2 separate regions of the Mus musculus genome follow, and region 1 is linked to region 2. A link is a contact called in ENCODE Hi-C or POLR2A ChIA-PET data. All regions are on one chromosome and are shown on one strand. The core of a region is the stretch at or near the end of the contact, and the rest is flanking DNA. Distances in the headings are between cores, read along the strand shown.

The links. Hi-C counts contacts between places; a loop is a spot of excess contacts on that map. ChIA-PET counts read pairs that join two places held with the same protein, here RNA polymerase II (POLR2A).
Region 1: a loop to region 2 is called in a map of T-helper 1 cell, with 2.6 times the contacts of the local background. The contact joins the promoter of Rpl13 here to the promoter of Cdt1 in region 2. A Hi-C loop is called at or near these places in 1 of 37 maps with a recorded cell type or tissue (T-helper 1 cell). POLR2A ChIA-PET finds 5 or more read pairs at or near these places in 2 of 5 experiments (Patski and embryonic stem cell).

Annotation. Positions count from the first base shown.
Region 1 is chr8:123,100,888-123,105,152 of GRCm38, reverse strand. It overlaps Rpl13 (ribosomal protein L13), which reads right to left and starts at 2,803. Exons shown (of 6, transcript NM_016738.5): 1 at 2,708-2,803; 2 at 2,391-2,500; 3 at 2,167-2,308; 4 at 1,797-1,970; 5 at 1,199-1,255; 6 at 1-109. The coding sequence starts at 2,494. Snord68 (small nucleolar RNA, C/D box 68) reads right to left here and starts at 2,095; the gene lies at 2,048-2,095. Mir7079 (microRNA 7079) reads right to left here and starts at 178; the gene lies at 110-178.
Region 2 is chr8:122,565,955-122,570,226 of GRCm38, reverse strand. Cdt1 (chromatin licensing and DNA replication factor 1) reads right to left here and starts at 2,212. Exons shown (of 10, transcript NM_026014.3): 1 at 1,956-2,212; 2 at 982-1,140; 3 at 752-903; 4 at 126-323; 5 at 1-33. The coding sequence starts at 2,171.

The sequences.
Region 1 (4,265 bases), core at 1,554-4,053, 530 kb before region 2:
CTCGGATGCCAAAGAGTCGGGCATTGGCACGGGCCATTCGGAGACTGGCAAAAGCCTTAAAGTTCTTCTCTTCTTCTGTGATAACTCTGGCCTTTTCCTTTTTGTACACCTGGAAAGAGAACAGAAGTCAGGAGCCTACAGGACCTGTGCACAGGACTCACTGCCTCAGCCCTCCGGGCGCAGAACCACCCCCTGGGATAAGTAAATCCCCACTATTTGTCAGGTTGCGATGGGAGAATCCTGAGTCTTCGCCACCATAGACTACAAATTAAGTTCTAAACCAGCTTTGGCTTATATATGGAAATATATATTATAAAATTAGAGCCACAACCTCTGTAAGGCACATTCTGGTGAATTTATTAAAACTTGACACAGCCAAAGTGATGGCAGAAGAAAAAACTTCAATGAGAAAATTCCTTCATAAGATCGGGCTTGCCTTTAACCCTCAAAGCAGATGCAGGTGTGGGTTAGAGGCCAGCCTGGTTGGTGTACTGAGTTCCAGGACAGCAAAGGCTGCAGAGGAACACTGATGTCTCTTTCCCTCTTTGTGAGAGAGTTCTCATTTACGTGAGAGGGTGCAGGCCACCTTGCACAGGGCGACCCACCCTTGGCTGGAGGCTCTGGGTGCTTAGAGCAGCACCTAGCACGTCTCCCCCCCCATGGCCTCTGCATCAACTCCTGCCTCCAGGTTCCTGCCCCGACTTTCTCCAAGGTGCAAGTGTAAGCCAGAACTTGGTTTTAGTCATGGCACTTCTTCATAGCAACAGAAAGCCCAAGACACAAAGCCTGATCCCTTCAGAGAAGAACAAAATTACACTCCCAAGCACTCCAAACAAGTAGGGAATGCTAAGTTAGGGACCTGCGCATTTCTAAAAGGAACACAAGCCAGTCCTTTAAAATCTTGGCAGTTAGCCCATGGTGGTAATGAATGAATGCCTGTAAACCCAGCACTTGGGAGGCAGAGGCAGTCAATCTCTGAGTTCAAGGCCAGCCCAAAGCTACAGAGAATCTCTTTCTCTCAAAACAACAAAAAGTGCCCCCCCACCCCAAAGATTGGGAGGTTGTCCCCAAGGTAAGAGAACTTTCTTTCACCAGCCTGAAACCTTCACCAGTCTCTAATTAGTCTGTCACAACACACTTTTTTATCCCTGCCAATCTTGTCTATTACGGAGCTGAGCCTACAGCAGTGTCCACTTACATTCCGGATGGGCATCACAGGTCCTGTCAGCTGGGTGGCCAGCTTAAGTTCTTCAGCCTGTTTTAAGAGTAAGAAAAAGTTGAGTCCAGCTTCCATCTCATGCCTGTTACTTATAGACCCCATTATCACGGGGTCTGCTTTAGTTCCCAAGGATCAGGCTGCCTGGGCCTGCAGCACCTAGCATTTTCCGTCCCGGTGCGCTGGCTGACTACAGCTCCACTGAAGGAACAGAAGAAAGCCATCCTTACCCCACCCTCAGGAAGCCCACACTGACAAGAAACCCACCGATCCTTGTTACAAAACTCTTTACACTTCTGAATACCGAGATACTTTCTGTACCGAGATGCCCCTGAACGTCCTGGTAGGGTGAACGCTCTAGAACAGCATACCAGGCTCCAAGTCAATAGCTCCCAACACTAACAGACACTGGAAAGCCCAGGGACACCATAGTGGCTCCCACTGATCTGCACGCGTCACCGCCGCCCCCAGTACGCTCTAACCTCCCACTGCTGCACTCATGTCAACTCTGCAGAGCTGGATCCAAGAACACAGACTCTATCTACACTGAGCCGGACCTCTGCCGCCCCGCAGGACTTACAGAACTGTCTCCCTTCTTCGGAGCAGAAGGCTTCCTGGGGAACAGGATGAGCTTGGAGCGGTACTCCTTCAGGCGCTGCACGTTGGCCTGCAGTGACTCCGTGGACTTGTTTCGCCTCCTCGGGTCCACAGAGATGCCGATGGTGCGAGCCACTTTCTTGTGGATGCCAGCCACCTGTTCAGAAACAGAAACTGGTCACCCACCTCGCAGTCACCCCACCCCAAGCCGGCCCTGCCGAGAAAACTCGGTGTCATCAGATGGAAAAGGGTTCAAAAGTACTTTCATCAAGTCAGTACAGCGATTCCGGAGAATGTCATCATTCCACCGAGCCCGAGGGACCTGCCAAGGGACCTCGCCCTGCCGCACTCACCCTGAGCTCCTCCAGGCTGAAGCCCCTGCCAGCCCGGACCTTGGTGTGGTATCTCACTGTAGGGCACCTCACGATGGGCCTGATGGGGCCGGACGCGGGGCGAGGGGCGATGCGACGCGCTTTCGCCTGCCGGGCCTTGCGCCTGCAGGAAAAGCACAGCCGTCACCTCCTGCCCCACGCGCGTCCCCGCCCTGGAGCCCACGCGAGCCACGCGCGATCTATACCTGCGGATCTTGCGCGCCGGCTGGTTGAACCAAGTGTCCACTCGCTGCTGCCAATCCTTGTGGAAGTGGGGCTTCAGTATCATGCCATTCCGGCTGGGCGCCATGGCTGCCTAAGGCCGCGAGGGAGAGGAGGGCGGCGAGTCAAGGCCAGGGTCCCCAACCCCGTCCCGGGTCCTCCCGCCCCTGCCCTGGCTCCGTGCTGTCGGCGCCCGGGCTCCTCCATGGCTGTCCGTGCGGCCTCTCTTCGCCGATGACAGCGGATGGAGGGCGATGGAGCCCGATGGACCACGATGGGACCGGCGGCGGCAGAGACTCACCTCCTATACAGGAGAACGGCCGAGCGGAAAGGACCGGGCACCGCAAAGCACCCTGGGCTTGTAGGGAGTCCGGCCAATCTCAAACGCCAATCAAAATCAGGCGAAAGGGAAGTGACGTCACGCGAACCCGCCCGCCGGCGGACCATCGCCTTTCTAGCCGTCGGGTTGGTTATTCTCGCTGGTTCCTAACTTCGCAGTGTGGGTATCTCCGGCGTGCTCAGGGGCGCACCTATGAATTAAACCCCTAAAACTCTTTCTCCCTCCTAGATCCAGTGTTTTTTCCCCGTCCACCCAGGAAAATTTATTATAGATTTGCCTGGAATTTATGTTTCCCCAGAACTGAAGCACGCACCCCCATTCCAGACTTCCCCCCCCACTTTAAGATTTTTATTTATTTTTACTTTATTTGTATGAGTGTCTCCCTGGTTTCATGGCTGTGCGTCGGATCCCCTACTACCGGAGTTCCTGGGTGCTGAGAATTGAACTTCTGAAACAGCAAGCAGCCAGTGATCGTAACTACTGAGTCATTTCTCCAGCCCCAAACTCCCCCATTTACTTAGATAACTCCTTTAGCCCTGACTTAACTCCTCGGGGGGAAATCAGGTGTGACGAAATACAATACTGAATTCCTACCCACAGTAGCAGCGACAACAAAACAGCCAAGGCATACACTGGTCCTACACCTGTATGCCTATAACCTTTTTTCACTCCTCATTCCCAATTACCAGGTTTCTTCCTGATCAAAATTCCACTACAGAAGCTGTAGAAATGGCTCAGTAATTAAGAGGGCTATAAATTTAAAAATCCACATTATACCCGGGCCAGATATCACAGGACCATAATCATAATTCATCTAGAAAATGAGACAGGACAATAGCAATTTCAATGCTTTTTGAGCAACTTAAACCCTCTTTTCTTTTTTTTCTTCTCCTTTTTTTTTAAGATTTATTTTATTTATGTAAGTACACTGTAGCTGTCTTCAGACACACCAGAAGAGGGCATCAGACTCCATTACCGATGGTTGTGAGCCACCATGTAGTTGCTGGGAGTTGAACTCAGGACCTTTGGAAGAGCAGTCCGTGCTCTTAACCGCTGAACCATCTCTCCAGCCCAACCCTCTTTTCAAAATTAAAAAGGAAGGGCTGGCAAGACAGCTTAGAGGGTTGAAGGTACTTGCTGCCATTTTATTCCTGGGACCCACATGGTAGAAGAGAACCAAGCTCTACATGCTGAGCTCATCCATGATATATATATATTTTCTCTGTCTCTCTCTCACACACACACACACAAACACACACACACACATACCACACACGCGTGCGCGCGCGAAAATAATGTCATAATGAAGCAGGCTGAGGATGTAATTCTTGCCTATTGGATGAGAGGCTAAATTCAATCCTCAGTAGGGGGGAGCCATTTTTTTTGAGTGTGGGTGAAAAGGCCAGAAATTGATGTTGAACCATCTTCCCAGCCCAGAGAAAATGTCTGTGGAAGGAATGCCCAGATTCAAGGTGCACTTCTTTGAAACAGTGTTTTCTCAGACCTCTTTTGACATTCC
Region 2 (4,272 bases), core at 963-3,462:
TTGATCTGGCCCACATTGCGCTCTTCAAAGCGCCTATGGGAGAGAGGGCAGAATGAGAGGGACCAGGCAGGCGGGCACCGGACAGACACTGGGGGCAGCTAGGTCCCCTCCCCCACACCACTCACTTGCGCATCATCTCCTGAACACCTTGCTTGACTTTGGCAAAGGTCACAGTCTCAGAGCGATTGTGGAGCATGCTCACAATGGTGTCCATGCTGCGGAACATCTCAACTAGCACCTGATACTTGTAGGGTAGGACAAGGCCTGGGAGACCAGGCTGAGCCAGAGCATGGAAGCGCTGGTAGGCAGGAGCTTTCTCGACACTGTCAAAGAGAGGCATTCCCATTAGACTATCAAACCACACGGTTTGACCCCACCACCACCACCACCAGACCACAGGGTAGGAGAGGACACTGTGACCCAGAACCCCAAAACTACCCATTTGCAAAGTCCCCACAGATCTAATGCTACCTGAGGGCAGCATCAGAAAGAGATGAGAAACCTGCTCCACACACTAGCTCTGCACCCTCAGCTTGGAGAGGCAGACAGTCACAGACAGGCACAGGGGTTCACAGTACTTAGAACAAGCCACGTGCAGGAGGAGTTGACAATGTCCTTTTCAAGTGAGGGACAAGGGCATAGTGGTAGGGAGGAGACTGAGGTACGGTTTAGGCCATCCACCCACTCAGACCCCACAGCGCCTCCCAAAGGTCTGTCCTCGCCTTAACCTTGTGGCCCCACTAGGACTCACCATGGTTGCTCTGTGGGCACCTTGGCATCTGGGGTACTAGGCTCCACAGCATTCTCTTGGACTCGGGCTCTCAGGGCCCGTGCCTGGGCTCCCAACTTCCGTGCCCGCCTCAGGCAGGACTGGAGCTCAGAGACGGAGTCCTCTGAGGGGATCTGGGGACATAGGCACTGTCAGTTCTGCAAATTCCGCATGCCCCTGCCCACAGCCCACCCTCAGTCCAGCCTTCTTACCTTGCCCGGCTGTTGACCAACATAAACAGTTGTACTCTTTGTTCGCTTGACGGGGGATGGGCAAACGGGGGAGCCAGGGTCAGCTGGAGGGCTAGGGTCAGCTGGAGGGCTGGGCTCAGCTGGGGAACTGGGCTCAGGCAGAGAACTGGGGCAGGAGTCCTGGCGATTAAGAAGGCACAGAACAATAAACTGGGGGTGGGAAGGGGTACCTGCTCCCTGCTGAGCCAGAACTAGGGTATCAGTTCACTCGACTCGGAGGGCAGGAGTCAGGCGCTAGGGGGTGCCTGTCTATGGAGATGCTTGATGAAGCAGTTAGGAAAGATCCACCTGGTCTGTCCAGTCTTGAAGCAGCTCGCAGGCCTGGCCCTCCAGGGCCCTCTCTCCATTTCAGGAACTCCAGCTCAATTCTTTTTTTTTTAAAGGTTTATTTGTTTATTTATATGTATATGAATACACTGTAGCTGTATTGATGGTTGTGAGCTGTCATGTGGTTGCTGGGAATTTGAATTTAGGATCTCTGTTTGCTCTGGTTGACCTCTCTCACTTCAGCTTGGCCCTGCTCACTCCTACTTAAAGATTTATTTATTATTATATGTAAGTACACGGTAGCTGTCTTCAGACACCCTAGAAGAGGGCATCAGATCTCACTACAGATGGCTGTGAGCCACCATGTGGTTGCTGGGATTTGAACTCAGGACCTTCGGAAGAGCAGTCAGTGCTCTTAACCGCTGAGCCATCTCTCCAGCCCTCAATTCTTTGCATAACCCCCACACCACCACAATTCACCCCCGCCAGCTGCGGCCTCCCCGGAAGCCCAGGTACCCTCTGCCTACGTCAGCAATGCCCTGGGGAGAGGAAAAAGCGCCCAGCCTGCTCGCGACTCTATTCCTCCAGTCCTCTGCCTCGGCGCCCGAGAACCTGGTTCTCTTGTCCTAACCAAGGGTCCTCTGGGGGGACTCCCGCGCGCTCCTTACCAATCCAGGCAGCCGTAACCTCCGGCGCGCGAGCGGCGCGGGCTGGTCACTCCCGGGTTCGGCTGGGGGCCGGGCGCGCTTGCGGCTGCTGCTCCGGGTGAACGCAGGAGCCACGAGGCCACCAGGGCTCGGGGTGAGACAGATCGACTTGGCCCGCGGAGTCGTAAGGCCAGGGCGACGGCACGCATAGAAATCGGTAACACGACTTTGCGCCATGGCGCCAAAAAGGTAGTTCCCGCGGATTCCGCGCAACTTTCGCGGCTTCAGCCTCGCCCCGCCCAGGCCGTACCACCACGCACAGTTCTGGGAGGGGGGAAATGTGCGCGCTCCGGGGCATGCGCGCTAGTAGGCACCAAGAGACGCATGCGCCATGCCGGGCCACCACCCCCGCGGCAGCTTTGGATTGAGGACCGAGAATGGGAGCGGCCGGGGCTGGAGGGTTGGGGGCAGGAGACTATTTGACTCCTGTGCGCTGGCGCGCTGGCGTGCAGCGTAGTACATCCGCGATCCGCGTGGTTTCCGCGGGCTGCGGGGCTGTGGTGCGTAAGGTTCTCAAAGCCACTTGGCGCGCGGTGTGGACAGCGGCGGCTGCGGCCCTGACAGCTCTTGGCCCAGCAAAGAGGCAATCACGTGAAAGGAGACACTTCTGCTCCTGTTGTTCCCATTTACAAAATACTAGCCCGGTCTCCAAGGCTAGCCAAGTAGCTGGGTCTGAGTCACACGCAACTGCTGAGTGTCCGGTCCCATGAGCGAGATGAGTACCCAGGACGACTCATGCCGCCGAACCGGCTCCAAAAGCATCTCATTTTCCTAGCCACATCCGGGCTAAGGACTGCAGAGGTTGGAGTTACGCCTTGGCAGGAAGCGGCCTAGAAGCATGGGAAAATTCAGAGAGGCCACGCAGGTCTGCTTTCCTCATCAGATGGCAGTCACCCACCCAATGCTCCCAACTCCTGGAGGAAGTGGCCATGCAGACAGTATGATCATTTTGGGCAAAGGTGGCTCTCATGAGGGTGAGGGGACAGTGGAGAAGCAGGAACTGGGAAACCTGGATAGCAGCTGTAAGCACACGCTGCACCGAAGGAGATTTCTCAGGAAGTGGGATCATGCACAGTCCAGCGCATCAGGCTAAACTGCATCTGCAGCTGTGAAGTAAAGGACCAAGATTTAGAAGTTTGGAGACTTGGTTGCTCCTACCTCCTGAGTGTACTACACCCTGGAGCCTCATGGCCAGCCATAGTAACCATTCTACATCCCTGCCAAGTTGGCCTTTGGGAGGGCACAGCCTTGGAACCCTGCGGGAATTCTTGGTTTGGCCCAGTGACAAGACAAAGCCAGCTGCCTCCTGATCGAAGCTGATTAGATAAGTGACACATGGCTGAGCTAATCCGATGTTCTAGGATCAGAGAGTGCTCTGGTATACTAGTGATCCCCCATAATGTAAGACAGCAAGCAAACAGGAAGTTCCAGAGGCATCAAGCCTAACACAGCCGCTTGAGCGTTTGGGAATAGAGTCCCTTTCTTTGATATTTGCAGCCATGAGGAATGCGGCCCATGCCTCTGGGCATGCCCATGAGGGATTTTCTAGTTGAGGCTAATTAAAGTGGGAAGACACACCCTAATTTGGATGCCACTATTCCATGGGCTGGGAATTAATTTCCCTGACTGAAATTAATAAAAAAGGAGAAAAGGCATAGGTGTGGAAACCTGGTAGCTCACACGTGTGACTGTAGCACTTCAGAGGCTTAGGGAGGAGACTCAAGTTCTACTCTGGTCTGGGAATACATGAAACCCTGTCAAATGACTTTGAACTAGTCCAGGCAGTGGCCTGGGCAAACCTTTAATCTCAGCTCTTGAGAGGCAGAGGCAGGTGGCTCTCTGAGTTCGAAGCCAGCCTGGTCTACAGAGTTTAAGTTACAGGACAGCCAGGGGCTACACAGAAAAACTGTATCTCAGAAAATAAATAAAATTTAAAAAAATCTTTCTGCTTCTTGATTTTAATCCCAGCAGGTGTAAATACAAAGTTCCATGTCAGCCAGGACTACAGTGAGAGACCCTGTCTTGGTTTTTGTTGTTGTTGTTGTTTTTGAGACTATGTAATTGGGGCTGTCCAAGGAACCTGTTTTGTTTAAAGAAAGAAAGAAAGAAAGAAAGAAAGGAAGAAAAAGAAAAGAAAATCCACATGAGGAGTGATAAAAGCAACTTGAGGAAGGAAGGGGTTTTTAGCTTTTAGCACATGGTTTGATAGTGTGGTTCATCATGGCAGCCTAAGCATGGTGGCAGGAACAGCAGGGCACACTGAACCACAGTCAGGAGA